2 separate regions of the Homo sapiens genome follow, and region 2 is linked to region 1. A link is an interaction called in ENCODE POLR2A ChIA-PET data of the cell type or tissue named here. Cell type or tissue: GM12878. All regions are shown on one strand. Each heading gives the region's core, and the rest is flanking DNA. Links, peaks and the distances in the headings are about the cores only. Region 1 overlaps ACAT1 (acetyl-CoA acetyltransferase 1). Region 2 overlaps SLC35F2 (solute carrier family 35 member F2).

Region 1 (9,121 bases), core at 899-8,898:
TTTTTTGAGGCAGGGTTTCCCTCTCCTGCTTAGGCTGGCATGATCACAGTTTACCTCATCCTCTCCAGGCCCATGTGATCCTCCCACCTCAGCCTCCCAAGTAGCTGGGACTACAGGTGGGAGCCACCACAGCCAGCTAATTTTGTTTGTTTGAAATGGTCTTGCACAGTCTCCCAATAGAGTGCAATGCTACAAACCTAGCTCACTGCAGCCTCGGACTCCTGGGCTCAATTGATCCTCCTGCCTTGGATTCCCTAGTAGCTGGGACTACAGGCGTGTGCTGCTATACCCAGCTAATTTTTAATTTTTTTGTGTGGAGGCCAAGTCTCACTTCGTTGCCCAGGCTGGTCTCAAACTCCTGGGCTCAAGCAATCCTCCCACCTCGGCCTCCCAAAGTGTTGGGATTACAGGTGTGAGCCACTGCACCCAGCCACAAAATTTAAATCTTCTACACCTCCATGTCCCCTTTTCTTCCTCAACTCCCTTCTATGATCACAGACCCCACTCTCCTGACCCCAGAGGCAGCTGTCTGACCTACACTAGATAAGCTCTAGTATTCTGTCACCTAGAGCACAGTAATCATTCCTGGAATAGAATTGTAACCTAAAGCAAGTTAATGAGTCTTCATTGTGGATTTATTCTGCTGGAACTGGTGAGAAAGTCTCTCCTTTTTGAGAACCCTATATATGTGACCCTAGAGGTAGAGGCAGCAACTTTAGAAAGGCTGAGAGAATAAAGCACAAAAGCCTGCAGGTGTGAGAAGCCAAGAGAGCATGTCTTAGTAGTAGTGAACACCCAGTTCCAATCCCTGAAGTTCCCAGAGCTGAATGGTTGCTACTGTTCATCCTTCAGTTCTTGGAGGCACTCCCGGTAACCTTCTAGTAAATCCCTTTTCAATTTAAAATACCGTATTGACTGTCACAGGAAAAAGTTCTAATAAATTTCTCAAATTTAAAGTAATACTCAGGGATCTTATAAATGGATTGAAATCTGACATTAAGTTGGGTAGATTTATATTCTCTCTGAACTGGCAACTCTTCACTTTTTATTAACCATAAGCAGTTGAAATGAACCAAGATAATGTCCTAATTTAAAACTTAAGCATAAAACATTCAGCAACATGAAAAGTCTATTCATCCTTTTTGGAACATTATCTCTACCTTTTACTGTAACTGTGACAGGAATAACTTCATTTCCAAATTTCCCAGCTTCCCATGCTGCTTTACTTCTGGTATAAGAATTAATAGCATAAGCGTCCTGTTCATTTCGTGCAATATTCAGCTTCTTTGCTGTATTCTCAGCACAGCTGCCCTGATAAAAAGTTGAAATATTTTAAAGTTAACTTTGCATAATTTAGAAAATATCTATTAACTTTGCCTAACTTATAGTGTTTAATAGTTAACGTTTCTTAAAATATATTTCTTAGGCCGGAGGTGGTGGCTCATGCCTGTAATCCCAGCACTTTGGGGGGCCAAGGCAGGCAGATCATGAGGTCAGGAGATCAAGACCATCCTGGCCAACATGGTGAAACCCCGTCTCTACTAAAAATTAGCCGGGCATGGGGGCACGTGCCTGTAGTCCCAGCTACTCGGGAGCCTGAGGCAGGAGAATTGCTTGAGCCCAGGAGGCGGAGGCTGCAGTGAGCTAAGACTGTGCCACTGCACTCCAGCCTGGGCAACAGAGCAAGACACCATTTCAAAAAAATAATAATAACATATATATATACACACACACATATATATTTCTTTCTATACCAGGTCACTTTTCACTCATGTCTTTTTTTGAGACGGAGTTTGACTCTTGTCACCCAGGCTGGAGTGCAGTGGTGCAATCTTGGCTCAATGCAACCTCCACCTCCCGGGTTCAAGCAATTCTCCTGCCTCAGCCTCCTGAGTAGCTGGGATTACAGACACCACCACCACGCCTGGCTAATTTTTTTGTATTTTTAATAGAGACAGGGTCTCACCACATTGGCCAAGCCGGTCTCAAACTCCTGACCCCAGGTGATCCACCTGCCTCGGCCTCCCAAAGTGCTGGGATTACAGGCCAGAGCCACCGCACCCAGCCACTCATGTCTTATCTTCACATACTTGAATTAGCCAAGCAGTTGCCAGCTAAGCGTCAGAAATTACCCTATTTAAATGTGGGAAAATTTCTTTAATGACTGAGCCATGCCGATGCAATAGGCATACAAAAATATTCTCCAAAAGTACACGGCTAAAATCAACATTTATAGAGCCCATCTTTCAGTTCAGTTTGTAAAGTACATAGAGTAAGAAAAATCAAACAGTATTGGACATTAGATAGCATTTATCCACTAAAAATCACATTTACCATATGAATTTTATTGTAGACATCAGTTAGCCCGTCTTTTACAATCAAATCTTCAAGCTTTACCCCACCATATGGTGTTGATCCTCTGTTCATTACATATGGAACATTGGACATGCTCTCCATCCCACCTGCCACCATCACATCCTGCGCAGAAACACCAGAAAAACCCAATGTTAATACAAATATTTTGCAAACCCATGACACCCTTTATACAGCTACCACCAAACAAGTATTCTACATGCATTTATTAAACATTTGTTACACAGTGAATACAGGAAGTACCCTCTTTACCACTTCACCCTGATGAAAAGAAATGGTGTTAAATAATATAATGAGAAATAAGTTGGCTGGGTGCAGTGGCTCACACCTGTAATCCCAGCACTTTAGAAGGCTGAGGCAGGTGGATCACTTGAGGTCAGGAGTTCTGGATCCGCCTGGCCAACATGGTGAAACCCCGTCTCTACTAAAAATACAAAAATTAGCTGGGTGTGGTGGTGGGCACTTCTAATCCCAGCTACTCGGGAGGCCAAGGCAGGAGGATTGCTTGAACCTGGGAGGCAGAGGTTGCTGTGAGCTGAGATTGTGCCACTGCACTCCAGCCTGGGGGGCAGAGCAAGACTCCTCAAAAGAAAAAAAAAAAAAGTAGAGGCGGAGATTGCAGTGAGCTGAGATCGTGCCACTGCACTCCAGCCTGGGTGACAGCAAGGCTCTGTCTCAAAAGTTCACAACCAGACATTAATAAGAATACCAGAAATCTGGCTGGGCACGGTGGCTCACCCCTGTAATCCCAGCACTCTGGGAGGCCAAAGCGGGCTGATCACGAGGTCAGGAAATCGAGACCATCCTGGCTAACAGTGAAACCCCATCTCTACTAAAAATACAAAAATTAGCCGGGTTTGGTGGCACACGCCTGTAGTCCCAGCTACTCGGGAGGCTGAGGCAAGAGAATGGCGTGAACCTGGGAGGCAGAGCTTGCAGTGAGCCAAGATCGCACCACTGCACTTCAGCCTGGGTGACAAAGCAAGACTCTGTCTTTAAAAAAAAAATACCAGAAATCTTTCATGTAAAACCATCTTCTGAAATTCTTAAATTTTCTTTTAGACAGGTCTCGCTGTTGCCCAGGCTGGAGTGCAGTGGCACGATCTCAGCTCACTGCAATCTCTGCCTTTTGGGCTCAAGTGATCCTCCCACCTCAGCCTCCCAAGTAGCTGGGACTACAGGCATGCACCATCACACCCAGCTAATTTTTGTATAATATTTTTAGTAGAGATGGGGTTTCACTATATCACCCAGGCCGGTCTCAAACTCCCAGACTCAAGCGATCCGCCCACCTCAGCCTCCCAAAGTGCTCGGATTACAGGTGTGAGCCACCATGACTGGCCTGAAATTCTTAACTTCTAACCCTTCATTTCATTCATGCTGCTAAAAATTTAATGTGCTCTAGAAGATTAGAAGTAATCTCAGTTCATGAAAATAATCATACTTCCTTGACTGAGATCCTCATCATCTCTTCCTGGACAGCTGAGATAATTTTCCACTTGATCTTCTGACATGCAGCCTTTCCACCAAAGCATCATCAACACTCATCTGACTCATTTTGGCTAGAATGTAAGTCTGATCATTTCGCACCTTAGATAACTCAGCATAATATATAAAGCCTTTACAGTATCCCTTCTCTCCCCTTTTTCAGTCTCACAGCCTAACCTATACCTCAGGTCACATGGAACTAGTTAAAGCTCTCCAGAGACACCATGCACATTTCACACACATACCTCTGCACTTTCCCCATCCACCAACATGTAAAACACCTACATTTCTCTTAAAACTAATCAGAACACTACTTCATGTCTGCCTTGACCATTTATTTCTATCCTTTCTTGAAACAGTTTCTCCTCCTTTGTGTTCCCCAATTACTATGCAATGCTTTTAATATTATTATATGTTTACATGTCAAGTCTTCCCACTAGACTATGCTCCTTTGAGGCCAGACACCCTGTCATATTTTTACATCCTTGGCAACTGGCATATATAAGTTTAATAAATATTAATCAACTTGTTACTACTTTACAAGTCAACAAAAAAAAATCACTTGCATTATAAGGGCTAGTTAAAAACAGTTTAATATAAAACATTAATGTAAACATAAAGCCAATAATATCTTCTTACAGTCTTTAATCAGGCATACAGACAAGCAAGCTCTATACCAAAGAAACATAAATATTTTGCCTATTCCGAAATAGAGAAATTCTTAATCAGTTCTCATCTAAGTTTTATTCACTTGTACTTTTTACTGGGGGTGATGGCAATAATAAGTGACAGAAAATAAGGTATCAATTCTTCATTATAAAGTAAAACTGACTGTTTTCTAAGGTCATAAATATTCAAAACAAAGCACTTCCAAGAATGCCTATAAGTCACTGTATATATCCACAAATGAATAAAATAATATTAAATGAAAGTATTTCAATATAGTACAAATGGCATTTGCTAGAGAACCACAATACTTCAATTAAGACAAAACTTTCCATGACAAACAGTTCTGAAACTAAATCTGGTGACCGTTTTTCACCTACCAGTTTGACAAGGGTTTGGTACCACCCAGTGGTGGTGCAGATCCAGACAAGTCACACAATTTTTGGAAAGTCTAACTGGTACAACTTTTATGGAAAGCATTTGCAAATACCAAAATGTTCAAATCCTGACTCAGCATTTCTTTTAGGCATTTTTCCAACAGAGACCTGCACATGTACAGATTTTTTTAAATGTTTTGTTCACCACTCTATTTCCAATGACTGTCACATGGCAGATGCTCAGCCCTGTAACTCTGTGGCTGTCTCAGACACACTGAAAAAAATCTTCATCTGAAAAATGAAGGGCTCAGATCTGAGAGAATCTTGATTCTTCTGTGTGTCCAGGTCTCACCTCCTGACATGACAGCATATTTTTGCTAAGGAGCCTGTCTCTTGCTTGATCTCAAGTAAAGACAAGATATAGATCAGCAAGGCTAATTAGAAAGCCTGTAGAACTTAACTTAATGACTACAAATTAGTCATCAAGCCTGGGCTCAAGCAATGATTTGATTCCCAGGGTTAAGCACCGTGTTCTCCTTTATAATGAAAACCTGTCTTATTCTGGCAAATACAGTATTTATGAATTTTTAGTCACCCAGCCTCAGAGAAAGACCCAAATGCCTTGACTAAAAACAATTTTTTTTTTTTGAGAGTCTTGCTCTATCTCCCAGGTTGGAGTGCAGTGGTACAATCTCAGCTCACTGCAATCTCTGCCTCCCAGATGCAAGTGACTCTTGTGCCTCAGCTTCCCGAGTAGCTGGAATTACAGGCACCTGCCACCACGCCCAGCTAATTTTTGTATTTTTAGTAGAGACGGGGTTTCACCATGTGATCTGCCCCCAGCCTCAGCCTCCCAAAGTGCTGGGATTATAGGAGTGAGCCACTGTGCCTGGGCCTAAAAACAACTTTGTAACACAAGACACTTAGGCTTTTTTTTTTTTCAAAGAGCAGAGTCTCGCTTGCTATGTTGCCTACGCTGGTCTCAAACTCCTGGGATCCTCCTGCCTCGACCTTCCAAAGTGCTTACAGACATGATACCCAGCCTACGCTATCATTTTGACCATACTTCAAATGGACTTAGCAAATCCAGACACTCTTGAGCATGTGAGAAAACATACTAACTTATGAGAAAGAATCTCATTTCTAAAATATGAATATGCCTAGATTTTTGTGTCTTTTAGCCCTAGGTATTACTCTGATTAATAAATGGGAAGGACGGTGTTTCTTACCTGATGTCCACACATAAGACTTTGAGAGGCCATCATGATGGCTTTCATTCCTGAAGCACAAACTTTGTTTATGGTGGTACATGGAGTAGAAATAGGTAAGCCTAAAACCAATATAAGTCACTTTTGAAAAACCGATACTCAAACACAACTGCAGAACTTAATAGAGCATGTTACTATAAACTACAACATTTCTTCTGCCAATATAACTACAAATTATATCATGCATTTAATATTTCATTTAAGCTTAAATAACCTTCATTTTGCCATTTTATACTTTTTTTTTTTTTTTTTTTTTTTTGAGACGGAGTCTCACTCTGTCCCCCAAGCTGGCGTGCAGTGGCGCGATCTGGGCTCACTGCAAGCTCCACCTCCTGGGTTCACGCCATTCTCCTGCCTCAGCCTCCGGAGTAGCTGGGACTACAGGTGCTGGCCACCACGCCCAACTAATTTTTTGTATTTTTAGTAGAGACAGGGTTTCGCTGTGTTAGCCAGGATGGTCTCAATCTCCTGACCTCGTGATCCACCCGCCTCGGCCTCCCAAAGTGCTAGGATTACAGGCGTGAGCTACCATGCCCAGCCTTTTTTTTTTTTTTTTTTTTTTCTTTCAGACAGAATCTCACTCTGTCGCCCAGGTTGGAGTGCAATGGTGCAATCTTGGCTCACTGCAACCTCCGCCTCCTGGGTTCAAGCGATGCTCCTGCCTCAGCCTCCCAAGTAGCTGGGATTAGTGCACCACCACACCTGGCTAATTTTTGTATTTTTAGTAGAGACGGGGTTTCACCATGTTGGCCAGGATGGTCTCCATCTCTTGACCTCGTGATCCGCCTGCCTCGGCCTCCCAAAGTGCTGGGATTACAGGCATGAGCCACCGCACCCGGCCCCTTTTACACATTTTAAGTATAAAAGCAAAAAAGTCTTCCAGGTACCTGCACCCAATACTGCCTGCCTTGTAGGAGCTTGTCCTTCACCTCCTTGTAGAACATTACCCATGTATGCTTCTTTCACTTCTTCTTTTGGAATCCCTTTATTAAAAAAAAAAAAAGTCAAAAAGGCATTTAATTCAATTTAATAATCAGTGATTACCTAATAAGGTAGGTGACATTACACAATAGGAATGGTTTCTTTTTTTTGTCAGTTTTGAGTTTCAATCTAAACTGTATAGTACAAAGACTTCTTTACAAGGGAAAGCAGAAATGTAGGCATTAAGTTATTTCTAAGTGTTACATACATAGTTAATGCAAAATAAATATCTTTTCCATGGAATCTTTTTGCTCCCTTAACACAAAAAGCCAAGTAACTACTGACCTGCCTTTTCAATGGCTCCCTGAATTGCAATGGAACCAAGCTTAGTGGCTGGCAGCAAGGAAAGGCTGCCTAAAAAAGATCCAATGGGTGTTCTTGTAGCACTTACTATGACCACTTCCTGGCAAGACACAAGATGGTAAAAATTATAGGTATTTTACCCAAATCGTATTTCATTAAATAAACATAAATATATTATCAAAAAAACACTTCTATGAATGAGTCATCAAAAATTAATCTCAATAGTTGAACAGCTGTCAAGATAATCAGTTCAATGCTAGTGCTTTATGATTTAAGACCTTATAGAAACCAACTCTAAAACAGATGTAGATCCTTCCCAGTTCTCTACAGGAGGTTTGAGGACAGAAGCTTAAGTTTCCTTTCTATTCCTCAGTCAAAATTCAAGAAATGATCACTGTACCTTGTTTTTTTGTTTGTTTTTGTATTTTTGTTTTTGAGACAGGGTCTTGCTCAGCTGCCCAGGCTGGAATGCAGTGGCACAATCATAGCTCATTGCAGCTCAAACTCCTCAGCTCAAGCAATCCTTCTGCCTCAGCCTACCAAAGTGCTAGGATTAAGGGTATGAGCCACCACACTCAGCCACTTTACTCTTGTTAACTGCATAATAAACAACTCTAAGAGGGTCCCTTACTGAAAGGAACTCTGGCTAGGAATCAAGACCTGTATCCTAGGTGGGGCAATACCACTTAACTAGGACAGAGCCAGGGCCAGAATTTCTTTTTTTATATGTAATTTGAGATGGAGTCTCACTGTGTCACCCAGGCTGGAGTGCAGTGGTATGATCTTGGCTGACTGCAACCTCTGCCTCCCGGGTTCAAGTGATTCTCCTGCCTCAGCCTCCTGAGTAGTTGGGATTACAGGCATCTGCAACCACACCCGGCTAATTTTTGTATTTTTAATAGAGATGGGGTTTTGCCATGTTGGCCAGGCTGGTCTTGAACTCCTAACCTCAGGTGATCCACGCACTTTGGCCTCCCAAAGTGCTGGGATCACAGGCATGAACCACTGTGCCCAGCCAGAGCCATAATTTCTTTTTTCTTTTTTTTTTTTTTTTTTTTTTTTTTTTGAGATGGAGTTTTGCTCTGTTGCCCAGGCTAGAGTGCAGGCACGTGATCTCAACTCACTGCAAGCTCCGCCTCCCGGATTCACGCCATTCTCCTGCCTCAGCCTCCCGAGTAGCTGGGACTACAGGTGCCTGCCACCATGCCCACCTAATTTTTTGTATTTTTAGTGGAGATGGGGTTTCACCGTGTTAGCCAGGATGGTCTCGATCTCCTGACCTCGTGATCCACCTGCCTCGGCCTCCCAAAGTGCTGGGATTACAGGTGTGAGCCACCGCACCCGGCCCAGAGCCATAATTTCTTAAACAGTAAGACAATAATATGAACTTTAAGCAAAAGAAGATAAAAGCTCTCTTGAATACTATAAAACAGCACTGTGACAGTTCTCTCCTTACACTTGTCTTCCACAATCTCCTATTAAGTTTAGAGATAAATAACAGAATGGTTGCTTAGATTTTGATAGAAGATCTTAACTAAGTCACTTTAGTGACCCTTACAAAACAGAGACTCTTCAGAAGGTCCTAGGAGATGCTGTAATGGCCCTCCTTGTCTAATTCCCAACTGGTCCACTCCCTCTCTTCTAGGATCTTCTATACAGTCTCTG
Region 2 (12,232 bases), core at 2,031-10,030, 300 kb after region 1:
TCTGACACTCAGGCTGGAGTGCAGTGGCATGATCTTGGCTCACTGCAGCCTCCGCCTCCCGGGTTCAAGCGATTCTCCTGCCTCAGCCTCCTGAGTAGCTGGGATTACAGGCGCCCGCCACCATGCCAGCTAAGTTTTGTATTTTTGTAGAGAGAGGGTTTGACCGTGTTGGCCAGGCTGGCCTTGAACTCCTGACCTCAAGTGATCCACCCACCTTGGCCTCCCAAAGTGCTGGGATTACATGCTTGAGCCACTGCTCCCAGCCTAAAATTCACTTTTAAATCTAGTTGAATGACACTATTTATGTAATGGATTGTTAACTTCTGCTAATTCATTTATTTATAATTTTGGCAGCAATTCTTTGAGGATTAATTGGTTTGTACTGAACAACTGTCTTAGGGTAGGCCAAGCCATTTAGTTACTTATTGGGTCCATTTGCAACTAATCCTGGAGATTTTGCCAAGAAAAAAAAAATTACTTAAAAATTTTCATGGCATATTTAAGACAAATATATGAGACTACTCTTTTGATAAACAGTACCTTTATCGTGGTATCATGTTTTCTTCATGATTCAGGATCATCATCATTCACTTTTTTCTGCTGAGAGGCAACAATACGTTCATGGGCGTTGATATGGATTATTTGTCTGATTTTTTTCAGCCTTTTTTCTCCCAGGTTGTCACATGTGATTTTTTTTTTTCTGTTACCAATCATATCTCTGGAACCCTGTGTTCTTTCTAAATTATGATTTCTACTGTATTAACACCGTAGAAACCAGATAACTCAGTTTCTTAGAATTGCTTGTAGTCAAAGTATAAATAGACCCCAAATAAAGATTTGAATGGTTTTCATTTTTATAAATTATAAAAGCTTTGAATCCAGAGATTTTGAGCTGTTTATTTTGGATAATGACAGGAGCCTATGTTATTTATTTATTTATTTATTTATTTATTTATTTATTTATGACAGAATCTCAGTCTGTCGCCCAGGCTGGAGTGCAACGGCGCGATCTTGGCACACTGCAACCTCTGCCTCCTGGGTTCAAGCAATTCTCCTGGCTCAGCCTCCTGAGTAGCGTGGATTACAGGTGCACACCACCACGCCCAGCTAATTTTTGTATTTTTAGTAGAGATGGGGTTTTACCATGTTGGCCAGGCTGGTCTTGAACTCCTGACCTGAAGTGATCCGCCTGTCTTAGCCTCCCAAAGTGCTGGGATTACAGGCATGAGCCACCGTGCCCAGCCAGAGCCTATGTTATTGAAAGCCATCCAACAAGTGATGTGTCACAAAAACTTGGTTATTTATGTTAATGATACACAGAGAGATTCCATGAAAAACCACAGGTAAATCCAAAACTTCTTTCTAGTCATTTCTTTTTCCTTTCTTGTTTTTTGGAGATGGGGTCTCACTTTGTCACCCAGGCTGGAGTGCAGTGGCACAAACATGGCTCCCTGCAGCTTCGACTTCCTAGGCTCAAGCAATCCTCCAGCCTCAGCCTCCCGAGTAGCTGGGTTTTGCCATGTTGCCCGGGCTGGTCTTGAACTCCTGGGCTCAGATGATCTGCCCGCCTTGGCCTCCCAAAGTGCTGGGATTACAAGTGTGAACCTTCTAGTCATTTCTTAAAAATGTAAGGGTACTTAAGGAAAAAACAGATTCTGTTTATTCAGTCTAACACAGCCTTACTAAGGAGGATGGTGTTGTGCTGCATGGGTGCAGTAGATCTTCCCAGAGAATTGTGGGGATATTCCTACTCCAGAAGTGTTTAGGATATACTTGGGGGAAGAGCATTTCCTAAGCTTTTCACTGTGATATGAAGCAAGAAATAAAAATAATAATAACATTTGTTGAGTAAGGCTTACTTTGTGCACTGAGCAACCACACTATTCTGGGATCTCAGGGTGAATTAACTCATGTAATTCTTTTTTTTTTTTTTTTTCTTGAGATGGAGTCTCGCTCTGTTGCCCAGGCTGGAGTGCCGTGACGTGATCTCGGCTCACTGCAAGCTCTGCCTCCCGGGTTCACGCCATTCTCCTGCCTTAGCCTCCCGAGTAGCTGGGACTACAGGTGCCCGCCACCACGCCTGGCTAATTTTTTTTGTATTTTTAGTAGAGATGGGGTTTCACCATGTTAGCCAGGATGGTCTCGATCTCCTGACCTTGTGATCCGCCCGCTTTGGCCTCCCAAAGTGCTGGGATTACAGGCGTGAGCCACCGCGCCCGGCCTGTGTAATTCTTACAATAACTTTATTTATTTATTTATTTATTTATTTATTTATTTATTTATTTATTTATTGGAGAAGGAGTCTGACTCTGTCACCCAGGCTGGAGTGCAGTGGGGCGATCTCAGTTCACTGCAACTTCCGCCTCCCGGGTTCAAGCGATTCTGCTTCCGCCTCCTGAGTAGCTGGGATTACAGGTGCATGCCACCAGGCCCGGCTAATTTTTGTATTTTTAGTAGAGAGATTTCACCATGTTGGCCAGGCTGATCTCAAACTCCTGACCTTAGGTGATCCGTCTGCCTCGGCCTCCCAAAGTGCTGGGATTATAGGCGGGAGCCACCGTGGCTGGCCCTTATAATAACTTTCTGCGGCAGGTATTATAATACTATAATGGCTAGTGCCATTTCACAGATGTGAAAGTTGGAGCACGGAGAGGTGAGGTAATTTTGCCTAACAGTGTTAGTCACACAGTAGTAAGGAATGCAACCAGGCTTCCCCCTCAGGCAGTCTGGCCCCCAGAGCCTGTGCTCTTACTCACTGTACCTTTCTGTCTTTTGCGATAGGGCAACAAACAAAAAACAGACCTTGGGCAGTCTATCCCTAGGCCTGTTCTGGATTATTTGTATCTCTAGGGATGGCAAAGAGTATATAAAGTCAGATAAATAGAATGCATCTTCTGGGAGCATTATTTATTTTTTAGACCCTAGTTGCATGGAAATGGATTAATCATAATCACTGGCCTATGACACACTCTCATTGTGGGCTCATGAATGGCTTAATTAATATACATATATATATATATATATATATATATATATATATATATATTTTTTTTTTTTTTTTTTTTTTTAAGATACAGAGTCTCACTTTGTCACCCAGGCTAGAGTGCCATGGTGTGATCATAGTTCACTGCAGCCTTGAACTCAAGTGATCCTCCTGCCTTGGCCTCCAGAGTAGCTAGGACTACAGGGGTGCATCTCTAGACCTAATTTTAAAAAAATTTTTGTAGAAATGGGGTCTTGCTATTTTGCCCAGGCTGATCTTGAACACCTGGCTCAAATGATCCTCCCACCTTGGCCTCCCAAAGTGCTGGGATTATAGGCGTGAGCCACTCTGCTCAGCCTCAATTAATTTTTTTTTTTTTTTGAGACAAAGTTTCGCTTTTGTTGCCCAGGCTGGAGTGCAATGGTGCGATCTTGGCTCACTGTAATCTCCACCTCTTGGGTTCAAGCGATTCTCCTGCCTCCGCCTCCCGAGTAGCTGGGATTAGCCCAGCTAATTTTGTAGTTTTAGTAGAGATGGGGTTTCTCCATGTTGGTCAGTCTGGTCTTGAACTCCCGACCTCAGGTGATCTGCCCACTTCGGCCTCCCAAAGTGCTGGGATTACAGGCATCAGCCACTGTGCCTGGCCAGCCTCAATTGCTTTTTTAATATAGTAAGTTCCCGTAAACGCATCACCAGTCCTAAAGCTAGAATTTACATGTACCTAGACCAAAGATAGTCACAATCTGGAATTTTCCTTTCACTCTTCCTTTGCTCTCATTTTAATATTGCTTTGTACCTCTGTATTTCTAAAAAGTATGCTTTTATTATCATGTTTGACTTTATAAAAAGGATATCATGCTCTATAATCTGGTGAGACTTATATCCCCTTATATCACGTTGATAAAATTAATTCATATTGTTGCAGGTGCTGATGCTGTATACAAACACTCACTTTGACTCTTTGTAATATTCTTTCCTGTGAATATACCACACTTTATTCATTCATGCTGTTGATGGGCATTTGGGTTTTTTCCGGGTTTTTTGCTATTGTATACAGACTTCTAGAAACAGTCTTATGCAGATCTCCTGTTGATCATGTGTAAAGGGCTTCTTTCATTCACAGACATGCACATATACATATATCTAGAAGCAGAATTGCTGGTTTATAGGGCAGGTGATTGTTAGACTTCATAAAATAATGCCAAACTGTTTTCCAAAGCAGTCGTACCAATTTCCACTCCTAAATTAGCCAGGTATGGCGGTACACACCTGTAGTCCCAGCTACTGGGCAGGCTGAGGTGGGAGGATCGCTTGAGCCCAAGAGGTGGAGGTTGCAGTGAGCTGAGATTGCGCCACTGCATTCCAGCCTGGGTGACAGAGTGAGGCGGTATTAAAAAATTTTATTTTTAATTAGAGGGGTATGGTGGCACATTTCCTGTAATCCCAGCTACTTGGGAGGCTGAGGCATGAGAACTGCTTGAACCCAGGAGGCGGAGGTTGCAGTGAGTTGACATCATGCTACTGCACTTCAGCCTGGCAACAGAGTGAGACTCTGGCTCAAAAAATAAAAAAATTAAAAATTTTTTTTCCACTTCCACCAGCTGTATATGAGAAATCCTGTAAAACAACTTCCAGTCAAGCTTTAATTTTTTTTTTTTTTTTTTTTTTTTTTTTGTGAGACGGAGTCTCACTCTGTCGCCCAGGCTGGAGTGTAGTGGCGCAATCTTGCCTCACTGCCTCCCAGTTTCAAGTGATTCTTGTGCCTCAGCCTCCTGAGTAGCTGGGGTTATAGGCACACCACCACGCCCAGCTAATTTTTGTATTTTTATTTTTATTTTTTATTTTTCTTTATTTTTCTTTTTTTTTGAGACGAAGTCTTGTTCTTTCACCTAGGCTGGAGTGCAGTGGCACGATCTCAGCTCACTGCAACCTCCACCTCCTGGGTTCACGCAATTCTCCTGCCTCAGCCTCCCGAGTAGCTGGGATTACAGGTGCACACCACCACGCCCGGCTAATCTTTTGTGTATTTTTAGTAGAAACGGGGTTTCACTATGTTGGCCAGACTGGTTTCGAACTCCTGACCTCATGATCCGCTCGCCTCGGCCTTAATTTTTGTATTTTTAGTAGAGACAGGGTTTTGCCATGTTGGCTAGGCTGGTTTTGAACTTCTGGCCTCAACTGATCCACCTGCCTCATCCTTCCAAAATGCTGGGATTACAAGTGTGAGCCACTGCGCCCGGCCAGGCTTTAAAATTTTTGATGGTCAAATGAATGTAAAATAACATCTTAATTTACATATGCCTGATCCCTAATGAAGTTGGGTCTCTGTCTATGTTTATTGGCTTTAGTGTACTTTTTTTTTTTTTTTTTTTTGAGTTGGAGTCTCTTTCGTCTAGGCTGGAGTGCAGTGGCACAGTCTCCGCTCACTGTGGCCTCCGCCTCCTGGATTCAAGCAATTATCCTGCCTCAGCCTCCTGAGGAGTTGGGATTACAGGTCTGCACCACCACACTTGGCTAATTTTTGTATTTTTAGTAGAGACAGGGTTTCACCATGTTGGTCAGGCTGGTCTTGAACCCCTGACCTCAGGTGATCCACCTGCCTTGGCCTCCCAAAGTGCTGGGATTACAGGCATGAGCTGCCACACCCGGCCGGCCTTAGTGTACTTCTGTGAAGTGCTGCTGTTCTGTGAAATACCCACCTTTTCCATATTATTTTCCTGTTAAACAGATTGCTCTATACACATTGCAACTTAACGGATTTAAAGATCCCACCTGAGACTGACAAAATTTTGGGCTTGCATCAGGTTCCCCGATAATCCTCGTTCTTGTGTGGTAGTGGAAGTTGAAAAGTTTTTGAGCCTATTCAGAGTTGTCTGGATTAAATTAGGAGAAGTTGAAGCTAGTTTAAGGGAGGCGTATGACAGTTTTTCTGGTTTGGGGCCTGTAGGGTGTTGAAAGACTAGAAGGGATGACATGACTCATAGGAAATCTCCTCGCCGCCTCCGCTTCCCTCACTGGGCCAGGTCTCCACGAGCTTTCTAGATTAGTCACAGACTCCTGTTTTCTTCAGGTGCCTGATTGGTGTGTGACGAGTGTAGTAGGTCAGTTGTTAGAGGTACTGGTGGTGTCCAGCTCACCACTGGCATAGGAAAGAAAAAAAAGAGGATTTATTACTTTACAGAATCATGGAGGGTTACGCTGCCAAACCACAGAGAGACCAGAGAAGCAGCAGGAGCCAGGAGTCCAAACCACAGCAGGATTCTGTGTAAGCCTTTGTGCATTGCGTTTGCTGTTGGCTTCATTCTTCCAGCTGCATGCCAGTTGATTATCTTCATCTGAGGATTGCATTGGACAATTTAGATCACACAAAACACAAAATGAACAAACCCCTCAAGTGTTGAAAGCGATTTTTGTTTTGATAATCCGCAATGAGGGAAATCTAGTTTTTACAATAGTTAAAGAGAATCGTCCTTCAGAACCTTCTGTTCTGCCTCAATGGGCAGGCAGTGTTAAGAATTGAACATTTTATGTGGCTTCTTGGCTGCCTGTTGAGAACAGGGTTTGTTTGTGCTCAGTCCCTGTGCCAGACTGGGATGGGCAGAGGGAGGGTTGTATGCCTGTCTCAGGGATGTACTCTCTTGCAATCCAGACTTGTGAAATGGCAGCACGTTTATTACCAACCCTAATCCTATGCTTCCTGATCCTACCTGCCTCCCACCCCAGCACCCACCTTTTCAGCCCTCCTGGAGCTCCTCTGTGTCTTTTGGAGTGTGTCCATGTTTGTGCACCTCTTAGAATTTTTCTCACAGAAGAGTTGTGGGGAGGGAGGATCCTGGAGGCAGAGGCCACATACTCCATATATTGCCCACAGTTGAATGCTGCCCTCTTTATTTTGCCCCCTTCCCCCTAATCTAGGCAATAGACTTAAGTTCCTCTGACCCATATCCAAAGAGAATAGCTGATATGAAAATGTGTTTCAGGTTGGGCACGGTGGCTTACACCTGTAATCCCAGCACTTTAGGAGGCCAAGGCAGGGGGATCACCTGAGGTGGGGAGTTTGAGACCAGCCTGACTAACATGCAGAAACCCCATATCTACTAAAAATACAAAATTAGCCAGGCGTGGTGGCGCATGCCTGTAATCCCAGCTACTTAGGAGGCTGAGGCAAGAGAATCGCTTGAACCCAGGAGGCAGAGGTTGCGATGAGCCGAGATCGCACCATTGCAATCCATCCTGGGCTACAAGAGCGAAACTCCGTCTCAAAAAGAAAATGTGTTTCACGCTTTCTCCTTTCAGCCAATGAAAGCCAGATGACAAAGAGAAGGATATCATACATGGATTTTATATTTTCCCTTATTTTTATCAGAACACCCCTTATTAAAATAATTGTAGAACATATAACCATATGGGTTTGGCTAATCAGTACCCTTTGTTAGAGAGGCAGGGTAATATGTTTTCTTTTTCTTTTTTTGAAACGGTGTCTTGCCCCATTGTTCAGGCTGGAGTGCAGTGGTGTGATCTCTGCTCACTGTAACCTCTGCCTCCTGGGTTCAAGTGATCCTCCCACCTCAGCCTCTTGAGTAGCTGGGATTACAAGCATGTGCCATGACGCCCAGCTAATTTTCATGTTTTTAGTAGAGACGGGGTTTCACCATGTTGGCCAGGCTGGTCTTGAACTCCTGACCTCAAGTGATCCCCACATCTTGGCCTCCCAAAGTGCTGGGAATACAGGAGTGAGTCACTGCGTCCAGCCAGAGCCAGGGTAATTTGTACCAATTGATCTCCCTGTATGGTATCATAATTGTCAGTATTACATATGGTATATTTTATTGTTGTCAGGGAAGTAGTGTATGGAACGGGAAAAATGTAGACTTACTAATTTTCTGATCTTGGAAAAGTTACTTCTGAACAGCTGAAACTGTTACAACTATTTTTCAACAGTATAATGGTACTAATAATCTCTATCTCACAAGAGTTTTTGTGATATTTAAGAGAAACTTATCGGCCAGGTGTGGTGGCTCATGCCTGTAATCCCAGCACTTTGGGAGGCCGAGATGGGCAGATCACCTGAGGTCAGGAGTTCGAGACCAGCTTGGGCAATATGGCGAAACCTCATCTCTACTAAAAATATGAAAATAAGCCAGGCATGGAGGTGCACGCCTGTAGTCCCAGCTACTTGGGAGGCTGAGGCAGGAGAATCGCTTGAACCCAGGAGGCAGAGGTTGCAGTGAGATGAGATAGCGCCACTGCACTCCAGCCTGGGGGACAGAGCAAGACTGTCTCAAAAAAAAAAAAAAAAAAAAAGAGGGCCGGGCAAAGTGGCTCACGCCTGTAATCCCAGCACTTTGGGAGGCCGAGATGGGCAGATCACCTGAGGTCAGGAGTTCAAGACCAGCCTGGCCAACATGGTGAAACCCCATCTCTACGAAAAATACAAAAATTAGCTGGGCGTGGTGGCGGGCGCCTGTAATCCCAGCTACTCGGGAGGCTGAGTCAGGAGAATCGCTTGAACCCAGGAGGTGGAGGTTGCAGTGAGCCGAGAGTACGCCGTTGTACTCCAGCCTGGGTGACAAAAGCAAAACTCCATCTCAAAAGAAAAGAAACGAAAAGAAACATCATATATAAGTACTTAGTATGGCACCCACACACATTTATTTTTATTAAGCCACTTCACTTTTGTTGAGGTAAGAAAGGTTTTATGAATCCCTAATAAATGCAAGTAGTGTACTTGCAGTGTAACAGTGGTTATGAGCTCAGCCTCTGGAGCCACACTGCTTGGGTTGGTCTCCAGGTTCTGCCATTTGCTAGTTGTGTGATATTGGGCAAGTTACTTAACATCTCTGTGCCTCCATTTCTGTTATCTGTAAATAGCAGTAATAATGGTACCCATCTCAGGATTGTTGGGAGGATTAAATCAATTAGCGCTTGGTATATAGTATACACTCAATAAGTGTTAGATGTCATAATTATTATTACCATTACTATTACTAGATATTGTGAGACTATGTGTGTATAAGGTGGGGGTGGGTGGGTGGCAAAAAATCCATAACACGATGTCTGCATTTAGAATCTAGTAAAGCAAGTGGAACATATAAAACACTACAGGCAGAATATAGAAAATGGAAAAAGAGGATTGCAACCAAAATGTCATAGGAATTTAGAGGTCATCATTCTGGTAGTGGGTGCCTTTCTTACTATCTTTATTCCCACAATTAATTTACTTTTTTATTTTTATTTTGAGACAAACTCTCACTCTGTCGCCCAGGCTGGAGTGCAGTGGTGCCATCCCAGCTCACTGCTACCTCTGCCTCCCAGGTTCAACTGATTCTCCTGCGTCAGCCTCCCGAGTAGCTGGGATTACAGGTCTGTGCAACCATGCCCAGCTAATTTTTTTTTTTTTTTTTTTAGTAGAGACAGGGCTTCTCCATGTTGGCCAGGCTGGTTTCGAACTCCTGACCTCAAGTGATCCACCTGCCTCGGCCTCCCAAAGTGCTGGGATTACAGGCATGAGCTGCTGCTCCTGGCCTTATTTCAGTTTTTTAGCATGGCAGAATGTAAAGAACACAGGCTTTGGAATCATATTTGGATTTTAATCTAGTGCTGCTATTTATTTGGCACATAAACTTGGTTAAAAGACTTAAATGCTGCCAGAATGATACATATATAGTGTTGTATGAACATGCAGTATGTTAATATACGTAAGAGCTCATCAGTGGCTAGCACTTCCCTGTCTTTTATTATGTAGGGGATGGGACAGTACTAATGTGTCCCCTGTGTTCTTCACTAAGTCACATGGGACATAATGCATAAGAATAAATCACTGGATTTATACTTTCAATTTTTGTTGGTTTCCATGGAACTAGTTCAGCAGTTTCTGGCTTGATGGCCTGGTTTTATTTTCTCCCTGGCAAACGATGAAAGTGTTTCAATCCAAGGTAGCTCCCAATCAGCTTTGCCTGCAGTTTTTTAATAGACTCTTTATTTGATGTGATTATTTTGTTACTAAGGAAATTCGCTGAGATGAATGTAAATAGTTATAACATTATGATTCAAGTGTTGTTTTAAAGTATCACATGCATTGTTGACTTTGTATATTCGTTTTCTATTGCTGTCATAACAAATTACCACCAATTTAGTGGTTTAAAACAACACCAATTTAATATCTTACTGTTCTGTAGGTCAGAAAGCCAACATTCATCTTCCCGGGCTAAAAATCAAAGTGTTGCAGGTGTTGCATTCTTTTCTGGAGGTTTTAGGGGAGAATCAATTCCTGGCCTTTTCCACCTTCTGGAAGCTGCCTGCCTTCCTTGGCTTGTGACTTCAAAGCTAGCAACGTTGCATCTCTCTGAGCCTTCTGTAGTTATAGCTCCTTCTGACTACAGCTGGGAAACGTTTTTGCTTTTAAAGTCTCATGTGATTAGATTGGGGCTACCTGGTTAATCCACATCTACAGAAGTCCCTTTTGCCTTGTAAGGTAACCTATTCACAGGTTCAGGGGTGAGGGAGAGAGTGTGGACACTTTTGGAGGACCAGTATTCTTCCACCTACATTTAGTGGTAGAACCCAGAAATGATGCCCCCCACCAGACAAAAAAAAAGCTTTAGAGCACAAAGAAATAAGAACACCTAGATGTTGGTGAAAATGTAAGCAATAGTTCTACAGCTTTCTAGAGCTCATGAACAGCAGGGAAACAAAAAAGAAAAAGAAAAAATGTAAGTGATAATTCATAAAATGTCAAGGAAACCTTTACTCAACTTTCACCCACAATCTTTTACACATACTCAGTGTTTGAAATAATAAACCAATAATTGCTACTGACTGTTTAGGTTATACCACAGATTAGAAAAATACTGATTCCTTTGGATGAGCTGCATGTTCAGGCTCCATTCATGCTGGAGAATTTACAATGCTGTCCGCTTTGCTGGGATGACAATTCCTATAGCCCTTCTCTTGACCCAGACAACTTGTCTTTATTCTTCAAGTCAAGACCTTATGAATAAGGCTTTCCATGAATCCCAGATTTGGTTAGATCTCATCCTACCTTGTACATCTCTTTGTTCACCCTCACCACATTTGGAATTGTTGCTTTACTATTCTTCTTCACTGCTGTATTGTGAATTCCATGAGGACAGGGGCTCCGTTTCTCTGCTCCCATAGCTTGACACAGTGTTAGGATCTAAAAAAAACATGCTGAATTGAATTGGGTACCATTAAGGAGATGGTAATAAGAGTCATTGTGTTTGGGAGGCTGAGGCAGGCAGATCGCTTGAGTCCAGGAGTTCCAGACCAGTGTGGGGAACATGGTGAAACCCTGTCTCTACTAAAAATAAAAAAATTAGCTGGGCATGGTGGTGTACACCTGTAGTCCCAGTTACTTGGGGGCTGAGGTGGGAAAATCACTTGAGCCCAGGAGGCTGCAATGAACCCTGATTATGCCACTGCGCTCCAGTTTGGGCGACAGAAACCTGACCCTGTCTCAAAAAAAGGAAAAAAAAAAAGTCACTGTGGGCTATTGAAGCTGCCTTCCAGGTTCGGACTATTTCCACTAAGCAGGGAAGGGAAATTCGCACACATTCCAGTCTCTAGGTAAAAATCTTGAAGTGGTGTGCTACTGCAAAGTCCTCTCTTGAAAAAAGACACAGGTATAACCTCTGATTTGATTGTTTTGAGATAGATGACCTCCCGCAGACAAGGCTGCAGTTTACCAGGTGTACTGTGTTCAGCCTGTAGGTGTAGTTACCTTCAAATACCTTAAGTGGCTGTTTGCTCTTGCTCCACGCTTTTCTGTTTTTGCATGTGAGTGTGCGTGTTAATGATTTAAGGCATTGATTGTTGGCCTCTTTAACTAGCACCCGTTTGATTTTCTGCGTAACTCTCTCTCATTTTCTACAGGACTTGATATTGGTAGCTTTTATCTTATTGGCTATGGGATGATATTATGATGGTTTACAGTTGTCAGGTATTACAGGAGTTGTATATTTTGTATATTTCAGTAGTGTGGACAATATGATTGAAGTGTGTTAGGATATTTTTGCATACAGAATTCCAACTTAAATGTATAATAATTATAATTCCATAATAACTGAATCTGTAGTCATGCAATATGTTATGTATTATAAAATGTATGGAAAAATATACTTAGATATGAGTATATATGATATGAGTATATATGATCAGATAAAGTTTGGGCATTTATAGAGAGAAATCGCATTAGCCTGTATTTTTACGGCTGTGGAAATCTAGCCTGTG

The links. Peaks named below come from ENCODE experiments on the same cell type or tissue, not always from the same donor. Only the 100,000 strongest peaks of a DNase experiment are listed, where the experiment ranks them.
Region 2: POLR2A ChIA-PET joins it to region 1 with 10 read pairs; 3 of 35 experiments call an interaction of 5 or more read pairs at or near these places.

Annotation. Positions count from the first base shown.
Region 1 is chr11:108,132,255-108,141,375 of GRCh38, reverse strand. ACAT1 (acetyl-CoA acetyltransferase 1) reads right to left here. Exons shown (of 12, transcript NM_000019.4): 3 at 7,439-7,556; 4 at 7,060-7,155; 5 at 6,134-6,234; 6 at 2,335-2,478; 7 at 1,161-1,311. Among named protein-coding and RNA genes, the nearest start is that of ACAT1, 15 kb to the right of the region's middle. RefSeq lists a silencer at 3,817-4,017. In GM12878, for the core only: a CTCF peak has its summit at 4,928 (motif pointing left); a DNase peak (open chromatin) is centred at 4,946.
Region 2 is chr11:107,834,683-107,846,914 of GRCh38, reverse strand. All of the region lies in intron 1 of SLC35F2 (solute carrier family 35 member F2), which reads left to right. Among named protein-coding and RNA genes, the nearest start is that of SLC35F2, 18 kb to the left of the region's middle. RefSeq lists a silencer at 4,929-4,988 and enhancers at 6,190-6,239, 5,535-6,734. In GM12878, for the core only: no CTCF peak of the experiment used is centred there; a DNase peak (open chromatin) is centred at 5,994; H3K4me3 peaks cover 2,128 bases; H3K27ac peaks cover 4,389 bases.